3 separate regions of the Homo sapiens genome follow, and all the other regions are linked to region 2. Evidence: chromatin loops called from intact Hi-C (ENCODE). Cell type or tissue: GM12878. All regions are shown on one strand.

The links. A loop is a pair of places that touch in the nucleus more often than their neighbours do. Peaks named below come from ENCODE experiments on the same cell type or tissue, not always from the same donor. Only the 100,000 strongest peaks of a DNase experiment are listed, where the experiment ranks them.
Region 1: a loop joins it to region 2, with 4 times the contacts of the local background. A loop is called at or near these places in 4 of 110 quality-filtered maps.
Region 3: it touches region 2 in a loop (8-fold over the local background); 13 of 110 quality-filtered maps call a loop at or near these places.

What each region holds. Positions count from the first base shown.
Region 1 is chr4:115,533,098-115,541,097 of GRCh38, forward strand. No RefSeq gene overlaps it. Among named protein-coding and RNA genes, the nearest start is that of NDST4, 420 kb to the left of the region's middle. In GM12878, no CTCF peak of the experiment used is centred here; no DNase peak of the experiment used is centred here.
Region 2 is chr4:115,847,770-115,855,769 of GRCh38, forward strand. No RefSeq gene overlaps it. Among named protein-coding and RNA genes, the nearest start is that of MIR1973, 450 kb to the right of the region's middle. In GM12878, a CTCF peak has its summit at 4,908 (motif pointing left); DNase peaks (open chromatin) are centred at 3,292 and 4,862; H3K27ac peaks cover 528 bases.
Region 3 is chr4:115,086,169-115,094,168 of GRCh38, forward strand. The region is part of intron 1 of NDST4 (N-deacetylase and N-sulfotransferase 4); the gene reads right to left. Among named protein-coding and RNA genes, the nearest start is that of NDST4, 23 kb to the right of the region's middle. In GM12878, a CTCF peak has its summit at 4,514 (motif pointing right); a DNase peak (open chromatin) is centred at 4,584.

The DNA.
Region 1 (8,000 bases), 310 kb before region 2:
TAAAGTTTGTAATCTTGATAACAATCACAATAACAATAATAATTTAAATATTGATATTTTATAAGTGAAAAATAAATTTACTAATTTTTTAGGATATACTAGTTAGCAGATCAGAATTTTGTTTAGCAAACATAGAAGAAGATTTTGCATTAGAATTTTTTTTTTTTTTTTGAGATGGAGTTTCACTCTTGTTGCCCAGGCTGGAGTACAATGGCACGATCTCCACTCACTGCAACCGATGCCTACCATGTTCAAGCAATTCTCCTGCCTCGGCCTCCTGAGTGGCTGGGATTACAGGTGTGTGCCACCACGCCTGGCTAATTTTTGGTTTTTAGTAGAGACATTTCACCATGTTGGCCAGGCTGGTCTCAAACTTCTGACCTCAGGTGATCCACCTACCTCAGCCTCCCAAAGTGCTGGGATTACAGGCGTGAACCACCCCACCCGGCCAGCTTTAGAGTTTAGAATTTGGTTCAATCCAATTGAATTGTGCATCTCTGCTCTTAAGTAAGGTTGGAGCTATATATGCAGATGTGATGCTTAAAACCTTGAATTCACTAAAATACCTAAACATTTCCTAGAAAATAATGAAAATAAACAAAAAAACAGCACCTTGTCTATTTCTTAGAGTTGTTGAGCAGAAGAGTCTGTATAGGTGACAGAAAGAGGACTTTAAAAAAATGTATAAAATGAATTTGAAGAGTGTGATAATATGTAAAGAAACTTATAATCAAGAGACATAAAAATAAAAAGTAGTCAAAAATTGAGAAGATATTTTAGCCTTTATGTCCTTACCCTTAGAGTAAGATATCTTTCATTATACCTATCTATGCTTCTCTATTTACCTATGTATATATACACATTCATATACTTTTTCAGTTGTATCATGTAAGTTCATATGGTCTTTCTGAAATAAAAAGCCAAAACCAAACAGTAGAACATAATAATTGACTTTATGCTGTTTTTCTCTGAATGACAATATACAGACATGACAAAATGTTGACTCATTTGTACCACAAATATGAGCAGAAATATAACAAATAATTTACATGTTAAACAATAAAGAGAAAAACTAATGGAATATACCTAATTATTTACAAATTTTAAAATAGCTAAAGTGTTTCATTTGTTCCACAACATTATTATAGTTCTTTTTAATTTTCACAATTATAGTGTGTTGTATTTTATTTTTAATTTGCATTTTTCTGATGATAATAATAATTATATTCCCATGTGCTTTTTGATCATTTATGTGTATGTGAAGTGTATGTATGAAGTGTGGAAATATTCTATGTGTATGAGAACTGTGCAAATATTTCATTCCTATTTAAAATCATGTTATTTTTCTTATGATTGACATGCAATAGTATAGGAAGGATAGATAGCAGAAGGATATGAGGAAGCTTTTAAGAAGATAGAAATGTTGTATAATTTCAATTGAATGCTTTATAAACAGTTTATCCTATGTAAATTATATATTAACAAATTTGGTAAAATACAAAAATTAGGTAAAACTTTAATCATTAAAATTGCAGCATTTAGGGCAATTGATACAGAAATAAAATATCTTTATAATAGTAACTAACATCTCATTTTAACCTGAACAAGACAATTATTTTAATACATAGTGAATGGAAAAAGAAAATAAGGCATCTATATTGTTGAGCAACTTTTTGAGTCTGACTTATAATCAATGGAATTGGTTATTATATCCGATTATTCAACTAAATAACTTAATGCACTTTTGTTTTTACTCTTCCCTTTAGTTTTGTCTATGGTATGAATAGGAAGTATCTTTGATTATTTGAACTCCCTTATTAAATTTAGAACAGTATTGAGAACTGGTATTCTAATATCTTGTTCATGAATCAGACCCATAAACAGGAATTTATATTTGAAAAGAGAATAGAGCAATATCTAACAGATCAAGATATTTTAGTAGTGTGCTTTATGAATATATTATTTGATATCACTCAATTCCGCTCATAAATTCTTTGTCTACTTCTTCTTATCATCTTTATGACTTTAGATTGTTTACATTCTCTCAGTTTCAGGTGTTTTTATCTGATAAATGGGATCAAACATTTATATTAATGCAACCGTTGTGAAGGTTGACATCAGTTCAATGATTTAAAATTTATTACATGTCTCTGTATCTAGGAAATACTCCATAAACTGGAATTTTTAACGTAATATGTTAGCATTTTGTTTGCATTAAATTCAGAACAAAACAAAAATATGGCAAACATCCAGCTAGCACCCAGGAATCTACCACCACCAACAAACATTGCAAGTTTAGAAAAGTAAGGTGAATCTTGCTTTGAAAAGAAGTTTACCTTTCATCAAAAATCTTCAACGCCTTTTCTGCTTTCTTAAAACTGAGGTACATCCACGACCAACTGAAATGTAGATGTTAAGAAATAAGCTTGAAAATTTTTACTTTATAGTAAAAAAATAATGTTAAAGGCAGAGGTTAGTAAGATTTTTATGAAACTATAAAGGATATTAAAATATTTTAAAATATTTGAGAGGCGTATAGGAAAGTGTATTCTAAACATTTACATGTGCACATGTGCAAACCTCCTGTAATTTATAATGTGGAAGAATAATGTGACAGTTTCAAGAAGCTTCCAAAACCAATTTAAATATTTATCTGAAATGAATCTAAATACCTCTTGAGATTAGCCTAATTCAGATTCTATTGTGTTATGGATAAAAATGAAGACACTATAAACTTGGCTTATAAGTAATATAATAATCAACTATAACCTTTGGTTTTCTATGTTATAGTAATAAAGATGTGTTGAATTTAGAATTTTCTAGAACAGAGAGAAAGATTGAGGAGGTGATAGTTTCCTTAGGTTAGAAATCACTATGTTTTTGCTGTAGAAATTGTTCTCAGGTTCTTTGTAGTTAGAATGTATGTAGTTCCTGTCATTTATCTACTCCTTTATTAACATCCATTTTTATTGAGGCAAAATAAAATAATTCTTTCTGAGATAAAACAATGAGAAAATTAGACTGTTTTCATTTTGGCTACTTCTGTAGGCCTTCGTTTTGCAAACAGTGACTAAGTAACTAATTGGGCACACATTATTTTCATTGCATAGAATAGCTATAATTTTATTTAGAAATGAAGTAGATTTTGTATCTTATTATAGCATATTCACCTGGTTTTTCAGTTTCAATTTTTTGTATTTGTGCCCCAAAGATAAATGTGCTATGGTTTTATAGCAGACACACATCAGTTACCACCCCAAAATATAAATATGTATGTCATATACATGTGTGTGGATAAAATTTAGTAACAGCGTTACTCATGTGGCATGTTAACTCATTATTAAGTATGACTTCTTTTACTAAATTTGCTCTTTTTTGCCTGATTTAGCAGAATAGTTTTGTTTTTTAAATCTCATATGCACTTTCATTGCCTAAATTGTATTTATTCAATATATTTTTTCCCTTTTCTGTTTTATAAAGAAGTGCTCAGATACACATATTTTCAAAACATTCTTTGTACCAATAGGGTAAAATATTTACTACTTGATATTTCTGGCAGTTTTATAAAAAAGTTAAAAATTGGTATATTTTTTGTACTGAATGATTCATCAGATAAATGTTTCCTTTTATGATTCCCAACTAAACCAAACTCCAAGGAGTTTTATTATTTGGAAATTTAAGACTAAGGAATCTTTAGAGGTAACTATCAAAAGAGAAAACTTTTTAAAAAATAACATTATTAATGCAAAATATGTTTGAATGTTTACTAATTGCCAGGAACTGTTTAAGCAATTTATGTGTATATCTTATTTAAATTCTAATGCAACTTTACCACCTTATCACAAAGTAAGCTTAACAAATTAAATTTAAACAGAGAAAGAGACACAGAGAGTAAGAGGTGGTAAGAGATTTATTTAAATTTCCCAATGTTACACAGCTACGAATATGGCAGAACAAGAACTCAAAATCACACATTTTGATACCGGAGCTTGAGCTCCCATTATTGAATTTACCTACTGCTCAAGATAAAAGCAAATGAAAAGGAATGATATATTATTGATAATACTAATGAAGCTTGGAAATTTTTTGCCCTTAATCTGACATTGGATCTATCTTTAAAGTTAGAAAACTAACTAAAATGGCCTAAGTTTCATGATGGAAATGTAAAACACATATCAGAAACATACTTTACTGGGAGAGAATATATGCTGTTTTCTCTTGTTATGAGAAACATCCACTTGATAATCTGTAAGCTTCCATTTTTAAGAAGCTCAGAAATGCATATAAATTTGTAAAATGAGCATAAACTGTTAGAATTATTACTGCTGTGTTATATCTGAACTCAAAAATAAGTATTCCTGGTCAGTGCCCCATACAACCTCAAAATGTACGTATTGTCTTTATCATTTTAATCGACTCTTCCAATGCTATTTTTCTGCCTTTAGAAATAGAATAAAGGAATGCACTTATTAATAAAGGGATTTTAAAGTTGAGTCTTTTGGTGCCACCTTCTGGCATAAATTATTGCATAAAGTATTTTAAATTATAAAAATGTCTAATGGTTAAATAAGTTAAATTAGATGGTTTTATGTCTAAGAAAAGACATTTCTACTTTAAGGTAATTTACTTGCACTGAAGTCAGTATAGAGAAGGAAGATTTGAAACTGATTTGAACCATACAAAGACAATTATTCAAAAACCAGTATAATTTTTCGTATGTAATAACTGTAAATAGAAAAAAGAAAAAAGAAGAAACCAATAGGAAATGGTAGTAACATTAAACAAACTTTATTAATCTATTAATTTTATTAACTAGATATTGGCAGGAACGTTAACAGTTTTTTTTTTTCCTGAGCAACTAAATACAGGACTCAATACCTTTAATTGTTATTTGAACCAATTGCATTTGATTCATGACTTTAGTTTTTACAAACTACTTCATACTCAGGTTATTTTGTTTCATTAGTATTTTATTTATTGCAAAGTTTAATATTGTGCTATTGTATTTACCACACATTGTGCTGATAAAAATAGAAAAACAGTTTCTAGAAGTAAAGGTGAGGTAAGAAAATTCTATATAATCATGATGACCTATTTTTTCAGTAATCCATTAAATATTGAAATATTTATTAACCTGTCAATCAAGCTCTAAGTTCACTGAGATTATATTTCAAAATTATTTAAAGTCTCCCTTTTTTCCTTCAGAAGAAGCAAAGTGTATAAATACATACACACACGTATATGAGTGAAACCTCTCAACTATATACATGCATATGTTCCTGACCTAATAAACCACGTTTTGCCAGAGTTGCCAGGGGTGATTTGAAAGTTGCTGAAATGTTAATTTGGTTGATACCGATTGAACAGAACTTAAATGTAGACTATGTTCTATTCCACTTTAAAGCAAGTAAAAAAAGTAAATTTTTGTGAATTACTTTGAAATTTAGTTTTCATGAACTCAACATACCCTGAAAATGAATTTTGACATACTACCTGAAAATGAATTTGACATATCACAATCACACAGTTTTTTTCAAAAATAAGCTATTTAAGTAAGGAAACACCTTATTATATTATTAGACTTTACCCTGACTTAACTTCTCTTAATTACTTAATTATATAAAACACTATCCAACTCTTTTGAATAATTTATGTAACAATATGCTACAAACATAAATGAATGGACATTTTAAAAAAGCATTTCACCAAGAGATTTCTGGAATTAACTTATTGTGTGACCTTGAGAAGTCCTTTAACTATTTTGAGGCTTTGTTTCTTCATCTATGAAATGAGAGGATTGGAGTCAATAACCCTTTCAATCTGATCAGCTCCTGATATTCTTTGAGCATATACTTCTGCTAGCTAGGGAAATATGAACGTAATGGGACACTGTATTGTATTAATTTCTTTGTTCTGGTGGCTGGAGGAGAATCTCAGGAAAAACACATAAGTAGAATGAACAAACTTTTTTTGTATTGTTTGGGCCTCATTTGTCTTAAGGTATATTAATGGACTTTATGTTTCAGAGTCTCAAAGAAGTTAATGGCACCCCTGAAGATTATCCTCAACCAAGCTTGTATATAGTAAAAGCCATTGGCTCATTGACAATAATTCATCAAAGTATAGAGGAGGAAAAGATGTATTGAGAAGTACTGATGCTTTGAGTTTAATGAAGTTCCCCAAGATGCAGAGAGATGAGATTTGAGAGTGCGGATGGGTTTCCTGATTGGCAGGGACCTGTTCAGTTGCAGTACCTGTGGTAGGTTAGTAAAATTTGTGTGTGTGTGTGTGTGTATACACTTGCACACAGGCATGCTTGCATGTTGGAAGAGGAGGAAGAGATTGAAATGCCACTAATGAGAATCTAGAGAAAGTAAAAATACTCCTGCTGAATGCTGATACAGAAGAGTAGAGCTGTTTATCTTTCAGTGCTTATGCAGACCATGGTCATTTGGGAGTACCAAAAGTAGCAACCATAAGTTCGCTATAGAAAAAAACAGAAGCCATGTCTTTGTTGTTAGCCTTCTACCTGAAGGGAAGATATTTTAATAAAGGCTTATTTTTTGAATTCCTTTACACTAGGTATTGGGGGCTCAGAATCAGATTTAAATTCAAGAAATCCCACACTTGTCCGTGAAATGTTTAGGTAAACGGGGCTTTGGACAGTGCTTCACATTGAACAGTGTTTTGTAGAACAATGACAATTTCTTTTATTCCTCTAACGGTAGGTTGATTTAATTATATCTGACTTCTGTCAAGATATTTTCTTTTCTGGTTTTCTGCAGTTTAAATATGATACACCTAGATGTAGAGGGTTTGGCATTAATTCTACTTTGTGTCCTCTGAGCTTCCTGGATCTGTAGTTTGATGTCTATAATTAATTGTTGATAATTATCATTATTATTCAAATAGATTTTTTGCTTCTTTTCCTTTCTGCTGCTGGTAATCTAATTATACATATGTTACACATTCATAATTGTTCTGTCTTCGATATTGTATTCTTTTTTTTCTTTCATTTCAGTTTGGGAAATAGAAACAGTTAAGTTTCTATTGACATGGCTTTTCTTGGCCATATTATGTCAACTGGTAAGTACATCAAAGGCATTCTTAGGTCCTGCTTCAGTGTTTGTGATTTCCAGCATTTGCTTTTGATTCTATCTTGGAGATTCCATCTTTCTGCTTATATTATCTATCTATTCTGGCATATTAATTGACTTTTCCATTTAGGCTTTTGACAGGAGTCAGGTTTTTTTTTTACCTATCTTGTCTGTTAATTATAATATCTGTGTCATATATGAGGTTAGTTATGATTAGTTCTTTGTCTTTTCAGAGGGTTTTTTTTTTTTTGCCTTTTGGCATTTAATAAAATGTTTTTTGAACACCAGACATGGCAAATGAGCAAATGGAAGCAGGGTAAATAGGTCTTTGTTATGAGAATTCATGTTAATCTGGATAGGATTTGTTCTGTAATAAATGTTTATTTTGGTTATAGGTATCGGAGGCTTCAACATCCTTCAGAATCCTTGTTTATGCCTTCACTCTTGACTTTTGGATTCCTTATATACACTTATAAAAGGTGGACTGTGTCTTGCAGCTATTTCAACTATAATCCACTGTTATTATAGAGGCAGCATTCTATAATTTTATGATTAAATCTGCGTCTGTTAGGGGGCCAGTTTCCCTGGGTTGTAACCTGCACAAGTGTTCCCTAGCCTTTTTTTTTTTTTCTGTAGGTGAGACAGAAAACGTAGAGAGTGCTGGAGTGTATTCCTGATGGGATAAAGCTATAGAATAATTTCAGAAGGTACCATGAACTTAGGTAAATATATGCCTGCGGTTGTAAAATATGATAGCTTTGGATCATCCTGAGGTTTTTATATCCACAGATTAATACCTTGTTTGCCATATATGGATCTGTAGTCATACTTATATTCATAACTGTACCTAAATATCCATGCATATATCCACATAGACACATATAAATAATGAATGCCATTGTT
Region 2 (8,000 bases):
TAATACATATAAGTTATAAACATTTCTTTAATATGAAGATATACAATCTTCTACATTTTTATAATGCCCCTTTATTGTAAAATAATTTAAATATGCCAATAAAGAGAATATGCTAGTCTCCATATAAATATTTACAACTTTACTTAATGTATTAGTATAATGTTTTAAAACAGTTTAACCATTACAGTGTTTTGCATTAAATTATATGGTTAGTTATTCCATAGATTTTTTTGTGTGTGTCAGTAAAATTAACTAGGTTATATATGATAGAGACTTAATAGGTGTTATAGATTCCTGTACTACATCTTTGAAATGACATTAATTATAAAATACAAATTCAAAAAAATATAACAGCTAAAATAAATATTTTATTTCACTATGAATTCTAAGAAATAATTAAAAGATAAGAATGAATTAGAATTGGCTTGAAGCATAATACCACATCCCAGTATGTTTATAGACATGCTGTATACCATGCTTCATGTTTGCCATTTTTCCAAAAGTGGTAGATGTCAGTGCAGGAACAGACAACATTGGCAGCAAAAAAGTGATACTGCATACTAATGACTGTCCACTTTCACTCTCAACTTTGGCAGTACTTCAGAAAATAGAACACTTATTTACCATATGACTTAGCAATTGTATTACTAAATAGTTGAAAGAAAACATGTCTCCACAAAAGCTTTGACACGTGCACAGCAGTTTTATTAATGACAGCCCCAAATTGAAAACAATCTAAATACCTATTGACAGAATATTTGGACAAATAATTTGTGTTGTAATCATATACTAAATAAATTTCATCTTAAAAAGGAAATAAATACTAATGTTCACAACATAGAAGAACCCCAGAGGCATCATGCTAAGAGAAATAAACCTTATACAATTATTTAGTGTATGATTCTATTTATTCAAAACTCTAAAAATAAAATATATAGTCTATAGTGACAAAAAGATTGTTAGTTGAGTGTACTTAGAAGCAGAATGAGAGAAATGAACTAATCAGTAATAAAACAAAAATTTTTAGATTGATGGAAATATTCTATATGTTGTTTGTGTCACCAATAACATAGGTGTATAACTTTGCAAAACTCCTTAAATTGCATACTTAAACAAGAAAATTTTATTTAATTGGATGAACTGCAGAACAAAGTAGACAAATCTTAGAAATAAACTTGTGACTAAAACAGAGCAGGTAAATAGCCAGAAAACAGAACACAGGAAAATGTAATATAAAAAAACAGGAAAATAAATCAAGGTATAATAGGTAGATTCTGAAATTACAAAAGATATCTAAGAGAGAGAATTAAGAGATATACAGTATTTTTAAGTTACATATTATTATCCTACACTTTTATTGGCTAACCTATAGAATATACGATGTTTGCTTGGCTTATTAATTTACATCAAATTTACTCTTGTCTGAAAAATTGCTGGTGACAAATTCTATCAGATATTTTTCTTTATAGGTATATATCTTTACATTTGAATGATATTTATGATGAGTTTTGAAATCTGGATTGGTTTTCCTTTTGAAAACTTAATTGTGCCATTTTATTGTTTTCTATTTTTTATAATTCCTGTTAACTCATAAGTTGCTCCTTCTCAAGTCTTACCACCATTCCTTACCCCAGTTACTCAATGACTGTTTATAAACTTTTATTTTTGTCTCCAATTTTTAGCAGTTGTGTCTTCAGTTTGTTTCCATTCCGCTTGGTGTTGATAAAACTTCTTAAATATGTGGTTGGAAGATTTTAATTCATCATAAAATTCTCCATCATTATTTTTGAATTATGTTTTTGTCCCAATCTGTCTCCTCTCTTACTATAACTCTAAATAAATGTATCACAGTTGTCTAATGTTCCCTATGCTGGTTCTTATATTTTTATCTTTTTTCTCCTTTTCTCTGTACTTAAGTGTAAATATTTCTGTATTGAATTGTCTTCCAGTTTTATAAATCTCTATTCTGATGTATCTAATTCACTACTACACCCAGTTTTTAAATTCTTAATCTTAGTTATATTACATTGATTTTTTTTTAGAACTCCTACTTAACCTCTTTCATAGGATTTTAGGTCTCTACTAAAATTTTTCATCTTCTGTTATTTGCTGCTATGGTTCCATTCAAGTCCTACCTATGGTACTTTTTTCTTAATGCCTTTAAATAATGGTTTTGTATTAATGCATGTTATGCAAATTTTATAGTTGTTTTCTTTGGAAGACTTAGTCCAATACATGTAACTCCATCATGATTGGACATGAGTACATACATTTTAAGCCAATTTTAAAAATTTATAATTCAAAAGCATGTTTTACCATTGTTAAAAATACATGTATATTCGGTTATTAAGGCTGAGATGGCCTAAAGAGTAAAATAAAACTAGAGACTTTATCACTCACAAGCTTCCAATTAAACCCTAACTAGATATTTTCTACGCTAAGCAAACATGTTTTATTTATCTTGCTTCCATGAAAACCTTATAAAAGTCTGTCTCTTGCCACCTTCTTCCCCAGCAAAGTGCTAAACCACTTGCAGTCTGATGTTGCCCAATTTATGAATCACTGAATACTGAAATAAACTCCCCAAAATGTAAATATGTCTCAGTTTAACAACATTGTCCAAAAAATGAAAAAAAAATGGTTAAATATGTATGTGTGTGTGTGTGTGTATGTGTGCATGTTTGTGTGTGCATGCATGCATGTGAGGTCTCTACACTACAATGGGCAATGTTGTTAAATTCCATTTTTCAACTTTGGGAACAGATAGAAATTTCCTGAAGTTCATGCACTATTAAAGTGCTACTAAAGTCTAGGCTTGGTATTAGAATGCAAGTCTCAATATATTGCAGATATTAATAAAAATCAATGGAAGGTCCCCAAGATGACCAACGAGAAGCTGCTAGTGGCTCTCATAGAGAGGAACGAAAGGAGCGAGTCAATATAGAACCTTCAACAGCGAGTCAATATAGCACCTTCAATGGAAATTAGTCCCAATATAGTAGTCATTGGGACTAATCAAGGAAGCAATTCAACCCATGGAGAATGAAGAAAATCAGGATAACGACCCACTTGGGAGCAGCATGGAACCAGGGGAACCTCCCCCACCCAGAGAAGCAGTGAGTGAATGTGCAACTTCAGGAATCCATGCTTCTCCCATGGATCCTTGCAACCCTAGGATCAGGAGATCCCCTTGTGAACCCATTCCACCAGGGCTTTCAGTCTGACACACACAGCTACCTGCAGTCTCAGCAGAGCAGCTGCTCAGGCACACACACATACACAGAGACTGGGCAGCCTCAGACACTCAGTTTTTTGGGGATTTCCAGCAAAAGTACCTGCAAAATCTGGCAAAGTGGGAAGTTAGACCTCCATACATAACCCTACGAAAAGGGCTAAAACCAGGGGACTGAGCAGCGACAGTCTGCAGGCCCTGATTCCATGGCACCTCACAAGATAAAACCCACTGGTTTGAAATTCAGCCAGCCCCGAGTAGCATCATTGCACCTCCCTGAGATGGAGTTCCCTGGGGGAGGGGGTAAGCCACTGTATTTGCTGTTTGGCTGACTTAGCTGTCTCAGCCTTCAAACGTTGGAGAGTCTAAGCTGACCTGGGGCTAGAGTGGGCCCTATCCTAGCACAGCTGCTGTATGAAAAAGTCACCAGACTGCTTTTTAAAGCATGTTCCCAATCTTATTTCTCCTCCTGGGTGAAACCTCCCAAGTAGAGTCTCCAGCTACCCTCACCGGTGGTCTCTAGCCAACAGAGGTTTCAAACCACCCTGGGATGGAAGTCCCAGAGAAAGGGGCAGGCTGCTATCTTTGCTGTTTGGGGGACTTAGCCATTCTGGCCTTTGGGCATTGGAGTGTCCAAGGTGACCAGGGGCTGAAGTGAACCCTCAGCACAGCACAACTGCTCTATGAGAACACAGCTACAGTGCTTTTTAAAGCAGGTCCCTGATCCTGTTTCTCCTCACTGGGTGGGATCACCTAACCTGACCTAACTGGGTGGGGTCTTCAACCACCTTCGACAGGTGTGTTTAGTCTGGCAACAGGTTCATACCTTGCTGGGATGGAGCTCCCAAAAGGAGGGGCAGGCTGCCATTTTTACTATTTCAAAGTCTTCACTGTTGATATCTCTAGGTACTTGAAAATCTGAAGTGATTAGGGACTGGAGCAGGCCCCCAGCATACCACAGCAGCCCTGTGGAAAATTGGTCAGACTGTTATGTGGGTTCCTGTTCCTACATATTCTCACTGGGCAGGTCCTCCAGGCCTGGGCCTCCAGTCATTCCTTGTCAGAGCTATTGAGCCAGTAGCAGCTCTGCAGCTCCCAGGACAGAGCCCCTAGAGGCAACTAAAAGCTTCTCTGCCACTGCAATTGCAGTGGGACTGCATTTGCTACCCTCGGAGTAACAAAGCAGCAAAGACTCTAAGTGCTTTATCCATACCCCCAACTAGCTGCAGTGGACCCAAGGAGAGAAGGCCAGTCTGTCTCTAATGGGTCCTACCCCTCCCCCTGCCCACCATCCTGATCATCACTACACATGGAACTCCTGGCTTGGGCCCACACAGACCTTCTCTTCTGGACTGCACTGAGAAATTGCTGACTTGCATTTCTCTGAGGTAGAGCCCCCAAGAAACAAGCAAGAGACCATTGCCCACAACCACTACTAAGGTCCCTGCCTCTGCTGCCTCCAAGTTGAGAAGGAAACATAAACACTGAGATTGCCCCAGAGCTGCAATGGGCAGCCAAGGAGTGCCAAGCTGCGATATACAGCCAGAACTCAACGGGGAGGGCGGCTCACACTTTCAGAGCATTGAGCGAGAACCTGGCTGCAACTGTTAGAAAACATAAGAGAGCTCCACAGCCAAGCAAGAGTCTACCAACTGACTAATGTGCCTAAGCGCCACCTAGTGGATCAGACCCCAAAGCTTCTCAACACCAAAAATATCTCATTAATATACCCCCTTCTGAAACCAAAGACAAGAATTCAGCTTCAAATAAAGACCCTGCACAAAACCTTGGCCCTGTGAAAACATTCAGAAAAGAAGTATATTGTCTGTACTCAGTCTAAACTGCAGTTAAAGGAACACTCACATGAAGAGATGAGAAAGAACCAACACAAAACTTTGGTAACTCAAATGGCCATAGTGTCATATGTCCTCCAAATGACCATGCCAGTTCTCCAACAAGAGTTCTGAGCCAAGCTGAGCTGTCTGAAGTGACAGAAATAGAATTCAAACTATGAATTGGAGCAAAGATGATCAAGATTCAAGATAATGGCAAAACGTAATCCAAGGAAACTAAGAATCACAATGCAATAATACAGGAGTTAAAGGATGAAACAGCTGGTATAAAAAAGAACCTAGCATATCTGACAGAGTTGAATAACACAAGAATTTCACAATTCAAAAACAAGTATTAACAGCAAAATAAACCAAGCTGAGGAAAGAATACCAGAACTTGAAGACTGGCTCTCTGAAATATGACAGTCAGACAAAAACAAAGAAAAAAGAATGAAAATAAATGAACGAAATTTATTAAAAGTATGGGACTATGAAAAGAGGCCAAATAAACAAATAACTGGCATCCCTGAAAGGGTCGGGGAGGGTAGAAAGCACACAACTTGGAAAACATATTTTAGGATGTCGTCCATGAAAGATTTCCCAACCTTTCTAGAGATGCCAACAGTCAACTTTGGAAAATGTAGAGAACTTTTGCAAGATTCTACATAAGAAGTTCATCCACAAGACACATATTTGTCAGATGTTCCAAGGTTAAATGAAAGAAAGAATGTTAAAGGTAGCTAGAGAGAAAGGTCAGGTCACCTACAAGGGGAGCCGCATCAGGTTAACAGCAGATCTCTCTGCTGAAACCTCACAAGCTAGAAGCGAGAAGAGATCAGGGTTCTGCATTCAACATTCTTAAAAGAAAAAATCTTCAACAAAAAATTTTATATCCAGTCAAACTAAGCTTCCTAAGCAAAGGAGAAATAAGATCCTTTTCAGATAAGCAAATGTTGAGGGAGTTTGTTACCACCAGACCTGACTTAGAAGAGATTTTGAAAGGTGCACTAAATATGGAGAGGACAGACTGCTAATAGATGGTAAAGAAACACAGTTAAATACACAGACCAATGACACAATAAAGCAACCACACAAAGAAGCCAGCAAAATAACCAGCTAACAACACAATGACAGGATCAAATCCACACATATCAATACTAACCTTGAATGTATATGGGCTAAATGTACCACTTAAAAGGCACACAGTGGCAGCCTGGATAAAATGCAAGACCCAATGGTAAGCTGTCTTCCAGAGACCCATTTCACACATAATGACACCTATAGGCTAAAACTAAAGGGACGGAGAAAAATCCACCAAGCAAATGAAAACAGAAAAAAAGCAGAGGCTGCCATCCTAATTTCAGACAAAACAGATTTCAAATCAACAGAGATTAAAAAAAAAAAAGACAAAGGAAGGGAGATGCATAATGGTAAGGGAATAAATTCAACAGGAAGAACTAACTATCCTAAATATATATGTACTCAGCACGAAAGCACCCAGATTGATTAAAAAAGTTCTTACAGACCCACAAAGAGACATAGACTTCCATACAATAATGGTGGGAGACTTCAACACTCCACTGACAGACAGTATTAGATAGATCATTGAGACTGAAAATTAACAAAGATATTCTGGACCTGAACTCAACATTGAACCAAATGGATCTGATAGACCTCTCCAGAACTCTCAACCCAAAACTAACAAAATATATGTTCTTCTCATCGCAACATGACACATACTTTCAAATCGACCACATAATTGAACATAATACATTTCTCAGCAAATGCAAAAGAACCTAAATCATGCCAAACACACTCAGACCACAGCACAGTAAAAATAGAGGTCAAGACTAAGAAAATCATTCAAAACCATGCAATTACATGGAAATTAAACATCATACTCCTGAATGACTTTTGGTGAATAATAAAATTAAGGCAGAAATGAAGAAGTTATTTGAAACTAATGAGAATAAAGATACAACATGTAGAAGTTATTAGAAGCTAATGAGAACAAGGGATACAACAACAATCTTGTTCACAGCTAAGGGAACGTTAATAAGAAATTTTATGGCACTAAATGCCCACATCAAAAACTTAGAAAAATCTCCAATTAACAACTTAACATCACAACTGAAATAATTAGAGAAGCAAGAACAAATGAACTCCAAAGCTAGCAGAAGACAAGAAATAACCAAAATTAGAGCTGAACTGAAGGAAATCAACACACAAATACAATTCAAAAGATCAACAAATCTCAAGTTCGTTTTTTGAAAAACTTAATAAGATAGACTGCTAGCAGACAAAAAAAGAAGAAAAGAGAGAATATCCAAATAAACATAATTAGAAATACCAAAGAGAATGTTACTACCGACGCCAGAGAAATAAAAAATAATAATCAAAAACAAATAGAAATACCTCTTACACACAAACTAGAAGACCAAAATAGTAGAATAAGTTCCTGGAAACACAGCCTCCCAAGACTGAACCAGGAATAAATCAATAACCTGAACAGACCAATAATGAGCTCTGAAATTAAATCAGTAAAAGTCTACTAAAAAAAAAGAAAAAAAGAAGGAAAAAGCCCAGGACCTGATGGATTCAGAGATGAATTTTACCAGATGTACAAAGAAGAGCTGTTACCATTCTTACTAAAGCTACTCCAAAAAATTGAGAAGGAGAGATCCATTCCCAACTCATCCTATGAGGCCAGCATCATCCTGATACCACACCTGGCAGAGACACAACAGAAAAAAGAAAACTTCATGCCAATATCCTTGATGAACATCAGTGCAAAAATCATCAACAAAATACTTTCAAACTGAACCCTGCATCACATTAAAAAGCTAATCTACTACAATCAAGCAGGCTTCATCCCCAGAATGAAAGGTTGGTTCAACATACTCAGATCAATATATGTGATTCATCACATAAGTATA
Region 3 (8,000 bases), 760 kb before region 2:
GATTAAATAGTAGTTGAGACTATGAAATGGTTGATATCACATGGTTGGTCCCATGGAATTCCTTTCAGCTTCCAGGCCAAAAAATATTATGATATTATTTTCAGTAGCAACCACTGCTACATAAATCATAAATTTTTCAAAATAGAGGTACAAAGTAATGAGTAATTGTTATATTTAATCAAAATCGAGGTAGTATGCCCAGTTTATAATTTTCTGCAGAAATGATCTTTTCTATACCCATAAATAACCAGTTGATATCACCTAACTTCCATACACTTCATATATTCTTGATTTCAGTGACATAATATAAATTTATTTTAGTCCCCAAAGTGTGCATTTTTACCAGTACAAACTCCTAAAAGTGTCATTTCAAACATAATGATAACATTACTACCATAATATTATATTGTAACATAATATTATACTAGGTTCATAGCTCTGAGCTATCAGCTACATTCATACTTCAAAAGATTATGAAGTCAACTCAGTAAATAGAAGAGTAAATGTCAGGCGGTTTCTTTTATCACCATTTCCTGCAGAAATATGTATAGTGCCTATTCACCATTTTCTTAGTTCTTATTTTCTAAAGCAAAGAAAGGACATGATTTTTTAAAAATAAAGAGTCTAATTTATTAAAAGCAACTGCAAATTTCTATGCATTCATCTTGCTTATTAGAAAAACATGGGGATTTTGCAAATAAAGAAACTTTTATGTGGATATTTCTTCTGCTTTGCCATATAAGATTTAGATAGAGTAGTAGAAATGCTATCCGTGGCCAAGTTGAGAGGTCTGGTAATCACTGCTTGGAACTTTGTATTTATATTTATAGCTAAGATTTCATCACTGAATTTTACCCTTATACTACTAAAATAATAATCAAATGCCCAGAATGTGTGGACCAGAATTAAACAGGATTAAACAATTTTTGAATGCTTAGATCTGCCCCAGGGTTTCTGACATTCAGAAAGTTTCCTCAGGACCTTACTTAGGATGACTTTGGGATAAATCTGTGACTCTGTCTCATTTTGTATAGATTTGGAGGTAATATTTACAATGGGACATTTATAATCAAACTGAAACCAGACAGGCTATCTAAAATTCAGTTCAATCATGGATTTGCTCCTATTTTTCTCTTTTATGTAAGAAGCCAAGGCATTTATCTGACATCCATTCAGCAAATATATGTATTAACATTTATCAAGAGCCTATTTGCCAGGTACATCTGCAAATTCAAGTATTTCTCTTATTACCAGCAAAAACATCTAAATTATTTTGTTTTAATCTGTTCTCTGTTTCTTCCCTTTCCTATTTCCCCTTCTTCTCTAGAATTTTTTTCTTTTCTTATATTTTTCCTTGACAGTGGATGGTTTTAAAGTTACTGACTTAAGCTTATGCTAATGGAGTTCATGTGAAAAGTGTTGGCATTAATCTGCTAATCTATGTAACAATGTTGCGATTTCCTATCTTGATTTTTTTTCACTCCATATAAACAATTTATATGGAAGCTACAAAGGATGACTGAGGAAATATAATATCATATATAATATCATGATATGCTTTCCTGTTTAGATGTAATATTATTAGCCATTTTCATTCAAAAGTAAACTTTTTTTCTGTAACTTATCAGCAAGGATGATGTGAAAATGTTTTAGAAACTCAACTGCTTTTTTTCTTAACAAAATTTATGTATATTTTATACTTGAAAGTATTATAAATTTTGAAAACCCATAATATTAAAAATAAAATGAACATTAACAAATTCTTATTTCTTTCTATATTTTTCTGTATAATGTGTTTTTACAGTTTAAAATATAATTTTTATCTTATTTTTACACTTAGATTATGATAGTTATAATAAAAGGGGAAATGTGATTGAGACATCTTTGAAATATACATCATTATTTTATTTCTATTTCCCCAACTTATACTATTTTGATGATTTCAATAACTTTCTAAGCCACATGGTCCCTCTCCCTAGCTCCACAATCTTCTACTTTACAAAAAAAACAGAAAGTGAAGGTTGAACTGGCTCAAAATTATGCAGGGAGCCAAGCTGACTCCCTCCCACTAATGTTTCCCAAACTGAAAAATTCTCACTGTCCTTATCTGCCTCCTGATTCCATAGATAATGTATATCTCTTCTAAAGTTAATTTTTTTTTTTTTGCCTCCACCTATTTTCTAGAACTTCAGCCTCTCTCTTCTAGGGACTTTAAAAAACTGGTATAATGCTTTGTTAGTAATTGACCATAAACAGCATCTAAATGTTTCATCTGTAGACCATAAACACCTTCTAAATGTTTCATTTGTAATTATAATCTTCAGGTATCTGAATGGCTTCAGTCCCTACCACTTCCTCACCTTTCCTAGTTTCTGGGTTCTGTGTTTATTTTAGTTGGAGACTCCAGGTATCATTTTGTTAAGAAGTTTAGCTCATGCCCATGTTCATAACATTTTCTGTCACTCTCACCCCCACTCCCGCCCCCAATCCAAGCAACTGCCCTAATTTTTCTCTTTAGCTTCAGAGTCAAGCTTTTTGAGAGTTTACTCTTATAAATTGTTTCATCTTGTTATTCCTGCACTTTATGTGTTGAACCATTTACAGTTCTGGAATGACCCAGGTTATCTCTTTTATCTTTAAGTCTAATCAGTTCTTATTCATTTTTAGAAAGATTCAGCTTGGATAAAACTACCTCAAAAAAGTCACCCCTGGCATTACAGAAGTTAGTTTAGTGAGTGTGTCTGTCTCCACAATGCTGTCATAGTACAGCCTATAACACAGACATTTTAAATGAGTAATTATTCATGGATTTCCACCAAGGCAGGAACTGTGATTTATTTAGAATTGAATCTTCTGCATTTTGTAAACTTCCTGCTATTTAATGCACAAAACAATTATGCCAAAACAACAATAACCATATTTATGTCTTGAATATATTCACCTTCTTTCTCTACCCCAAGGTACAACTCAAATGATCTTTTCTCCAGACACTTGTTGGGAAAGGTGGTGGATGGAAGGAGTCTGAACTTCAGTTTCTTCATTTTCTAAATGAAGGATATAAAATGGTTTATATTTCTATTTCCATGTATACACTCATCAGGGAAGATTTGGAAGGATGCTCAACAAAATATTGATCGTCTCTGTTTTGTATTTTCTATATTATTTCATTTTTTTCAAGAATCATATACTAGCTGTATAAAAGCACAAAAATGTAGGATCTTTTAAATGGGTGAGTTTCATAACTGTAAGTTTGCTTCAAACTATAAAATTCTATAATCTTATGAATAACAAGCCTTTCCTATTCATGCCTGTCTCTGGTAGTCTTTCTTCCTCTAAATCTCTGAAGAATATATTGTCCTTATCTTTTTTATAATACCTTTGCATTTTTACATAACTGGTTTATGTGTCTTCCCCAGAAGACTGTGGGTACATTTTCAATAGCCTAATCTATATAAAAAGCTTCTCTTTTCACAATAAGCTACTTAGTTTATTTTCCTTCAAGCATAACCCAATACTAAATTAGACACACAGTAGATTAGTAACAATCTTGAGTAAGTCAGTTAAATTGACGTTCAATGTTATAATGTTTTAATAGTTTTTTATTGGAACAATGATCTCAGAATCAAGCCTAAAGTTTTGAAAATTGGAAAACCAATTGCACCAAATTATCTCTAAGTTTACTGATTATCAACCAGACCCCATTTGTAGTCACAGGATATGTAGGTCTGGAGAAATCTGGATTATATTAATATTGGTATATGTCCCCACAGAATTTATCTATTTATTTATATTAATTTTATTTTTATATTTTGGTAAGCACACAAAATTTGATCTACCATCTTCACCAACTTTAAGTGTAACATGCAGTATTATTGCAGTATTATTTAAAAGTCTCAGCTGATTATTTTTAAATACAATGATAAATATATCATTTCTACCTCAATCATTAATTTTTTATGTTATTTTTAGAAGACTTTTTCTAATGAATTTTTTACTACTCAATCCTTTCTCTTGTATTTCAGAGAAGGAAATATATATTTTTACTAGGCACAAAACACAGCTATAAAGGACCTATAAAGTACCTCTACCAATAGAATAACCTATTCTACAGAGTTATGTTCTTGACTTTAAAACATTTTTAAAAAATGATATTTACACCTAATTTTTATTTTTTAAAAATCCAAAATAATGATAGAAGATAATTTATTATAAGGAATGAATATTTCCTAAAGTTGTAAAATACTCAGCCAAAACTAAAGTGAAAAAGGATCTAATTAAATTACAGAAAGATAACATAATAAAATGAAATAATTTATTCTCAATCCAGTCACCTTTTTTTATAACAGGCCATAAAACAGATTTGTTAATTATATTTGATATTTTTTTCTAGAATTAGGAAATAATAACCTGTCTATCGGTATATCACGTTTATGTGAAAGGAGAAAATAAAAAATTTGATTTTTTTAATGGGTATTTCTGAACACTCTTTTGGTCTCCTAACTTTTTCAACACTAGAGGGCAATATACTCTTGCTTTTATTGCAAAAATAGGCCAACAGCACCTGTTCTCCATTGACAGGTTACTAAACTAAAGAAAGTGTTAACTAGATAAGTCCAGGGAGTATAGGTAACTGGGCTCTCAGGATGAGCATCGTGCTGTTGACATCAGCGAAAGATCAGTGACTCAATGTTAAAATACTAATTTTGCCACAATTACACACCAAATACATTTTAATCAATTCTCTTCTTCACATTGTAATGAACAGCCATTTTTATATTGCTTGTATGGTTCCCTGCTTCTGAAGTTTTATTTCTGTTTTTCAATATACATCTTTTTGTTACTGTTGTGCACAAAAGAAGAAAAAATAAAACATCACCTCTGTTTAATATTCTGCTAATTTTTGTGAACTTTTAAGGTCTAAATCTTTTTCTGAAAGGAAGAGAGGTACAATATCTACAATTCATATATATCTAAAACAAATTTTGATACATCTTGGTTTCAAATTAACATTTGTCCAGTATCATATTTATTTTATTTTAAGTATATACAATAATATGCATTTGTTTTGGCAAAATAAATTTGCTTTTTCATTTTATATTTCTCTGTTATGCAAACGTGTGTGTAATAATTTCATTTACAAGAAATGACAAAATTTCTAAATATTTGAATCTGCTCAAAGGATTAATCATTTATTTTTTAAGAATCCAAAATCAACATAAAATGAACAATATGAACAACTTATATACAAAAGACAAATGTGTACACCATGGTTTAGATTATTTCTCCATCTACTCTTCTTCTCAATTGTGAGGTAGAAAGAAAAAACACAAGAGCTATATTTGAAATAACTTAAAATTGTGGCTACAATTTCCACTTAGAATGGCATTATAATTTATTTGTAAATTAGGCTTTCTGGATACCAACTTCTATTGTTCATAGTTATATTTTAAAGTTGTCACATTATGTGGTTCCATTATAATTTATCATTTACATGAGAATTTGTGAAAATACATGTTCATATGCAGTTGTTTTGTAGCTAATTTGAAAGATAACGTATCATTAGGAGGTTGTGCTTGCAATGAAGTATACTCAGATTAATCATTCTGAGTAAAATGCACATATATATAATAGATTTTATTTTTATTCATGTTTTGAAATCCTTTCCAAAGTTGCTTTCCCTAAATAAGTGATTAAAATTTGTTAAAGTATTTTTTGGTACTAACAAACCTTTGGTAACTATCACTGAATTTGTCATAAATGAGTACTAAATAACACTATAATATAAGATGCAAACTATATAACTGGAATGCAAACATCGAGATGATTACATGTAATTCAAAAAATAGTCCTTAATTAGGTTTAGTAACATTACTCTACTGAAGTTATGGTTAAGGGCATGTAAACACACACACAAATATCAGAAAAGTCCAGTTTGAAAAGTAGCCATAGAGCAAATATTGCACGACCAGCCTGGGCAATACTGGGATCTGGGAGTTCTTCAAGTGCCACTGCTATTGGTGCCCTTAAACTATGGATGTAGGTGAAGACCCCCAACCTAAAAGGAATTTTTTTTCTGCACCCACTTATTCCCTCATTCACTAGCTTCTGATTCAAAGTCAGCCAGAGGTATTTCAGAATAGCTGCTTTCAGTAGGCATGCCCATGACTTGGCTGTGAGGGAGGCTGGAAAACAATTATTTGATATCTGTAAATGAGGGGGAAACTCATATAATCACGAATTTCTCAAACGTAAGAAGCATGTTCAAGTTGCTGGATATAAGTGAAGTTAAAAAATGATAAAATGTCAGTTAGTCTAAATGAACGTGAGTATAGAATACGGTAATAATAAAATCCTGAGGGATTAAAATCAAAACCAAATAATTGAAATAAATAAGAACAATAGTATAAAAGTACTAAGGGAATAAATGGAGTAAAATGTTCTAGAAATGCTGTATTTTCTGCAAAGGTCATAGTATCAGTTAACTTTGCATATTGGTAAGTTAAGGGTGTATATTGTAGTTTCTAGTGAAACCAATAAAGAATATACCTATCTATGCATATTCTTCAACATCAAAACTAGTAGTGGAGAAAAAATAAAATAAGAGAAAAATATTCAATTAAAAAAATTTAGTAGAAACCTACAGCACATAAGACTAGTAGAAAACACAAAATAAATAGGTCTGTTTAGGTTAGTAATCACGTTAAAAGTAAATTAACTAAATTATCTTTCAAAAACAAAAATTTGCAGATTGACTGAAAAAATCCAAGTATATGCTGTTTACAATGGATATAAAATAATGGGTGAAAGTAATCATGAAAAAGATATGCAGAAATTATTTTGTGATGATAGAAAGTTCAATTCACCAGGGAGACATTAAAATTTAAATGTGTATGCATCCAATATCGTGGCCTCAAATTTACAAAGCAAAAATAGTCAGAACTACAATAAAACATTTATAAATTCCCAATCACAGAGTAAGAATTCATACCATTTCTCAAGAATAATTTTATAATAAATTGGATAGAACATTAGAGCGGTGGCTCATGCCTGTAATCTCAGCATTTTGGGAGGCCAAGGTGGGCAGATCATGAGGTCAGGAGATCGAGACTATCCTGGCTAACACGGTGAAACCCCATCTCTACTAAAAATACAAAAAGTTAGCTGGGCGTGGTGGCGGGTGCCTGTAGTCCCAGCTACTCTAGAGGCTGAGGCAGGAGAATGGCGTGAATCCGGGAGGCAGAGCTTGTAGTGAGCTGAGATAGCGCCACTGCACTCCAGCCTGGGTGACAGAGCAAGACTCCGTCTCAAAAAATAAAAAAAAAATAAAGAAGACCTAAATAATATGACTAACAAATTTGGTCTAAAAGACATATGCAAAATATGATTCTCAAGACCTGTAAAATATTAGGGAATTTGGGAATATTTACAAAAATAAATCATTCCAAGCCCCAAATGGAGTCTCAACAAATTTTAAAGAGCTAAAAATCACATGGAGCATATGCACTATGACTGTAATGCCATGTACCCAGCAACTAATAACAAAATAACTAGAAAATGCTCCTGTATTTAAAATTTAAGAAACATAATTAAAAACAATTATAAATAAGATATGAGTAAAATACATTTAAGAGTTTTAGAAGCATGTACCTGAAAAAGTCTGAAAATTAATAAGCTAATAATGTAAGCGGTCATCTTAAAAAGCTAGAAAAAGCAATAAAACAATAAAAAGATGGTAGAAGGAAAGAAACAATAAAGATGAGCAGAACACATTCAGATATTCAGATAAGAAATACAATAGAGAGAAAAATAAAGCAAGAAGCTGATTTTTTTAAAACAGCTAATCAATTTGACAAACCTCTGCTGACATGAAGATAAAACAAGATAAAGCAAACATAACTGATGGAAATGAAAAAGAGAAAGTAAACTACATCTGCTTCAGATGTTAAAAAAATAAAAGAAAATTATTAATGAAGTTATTAAATATTTTAATCTTCAGTACA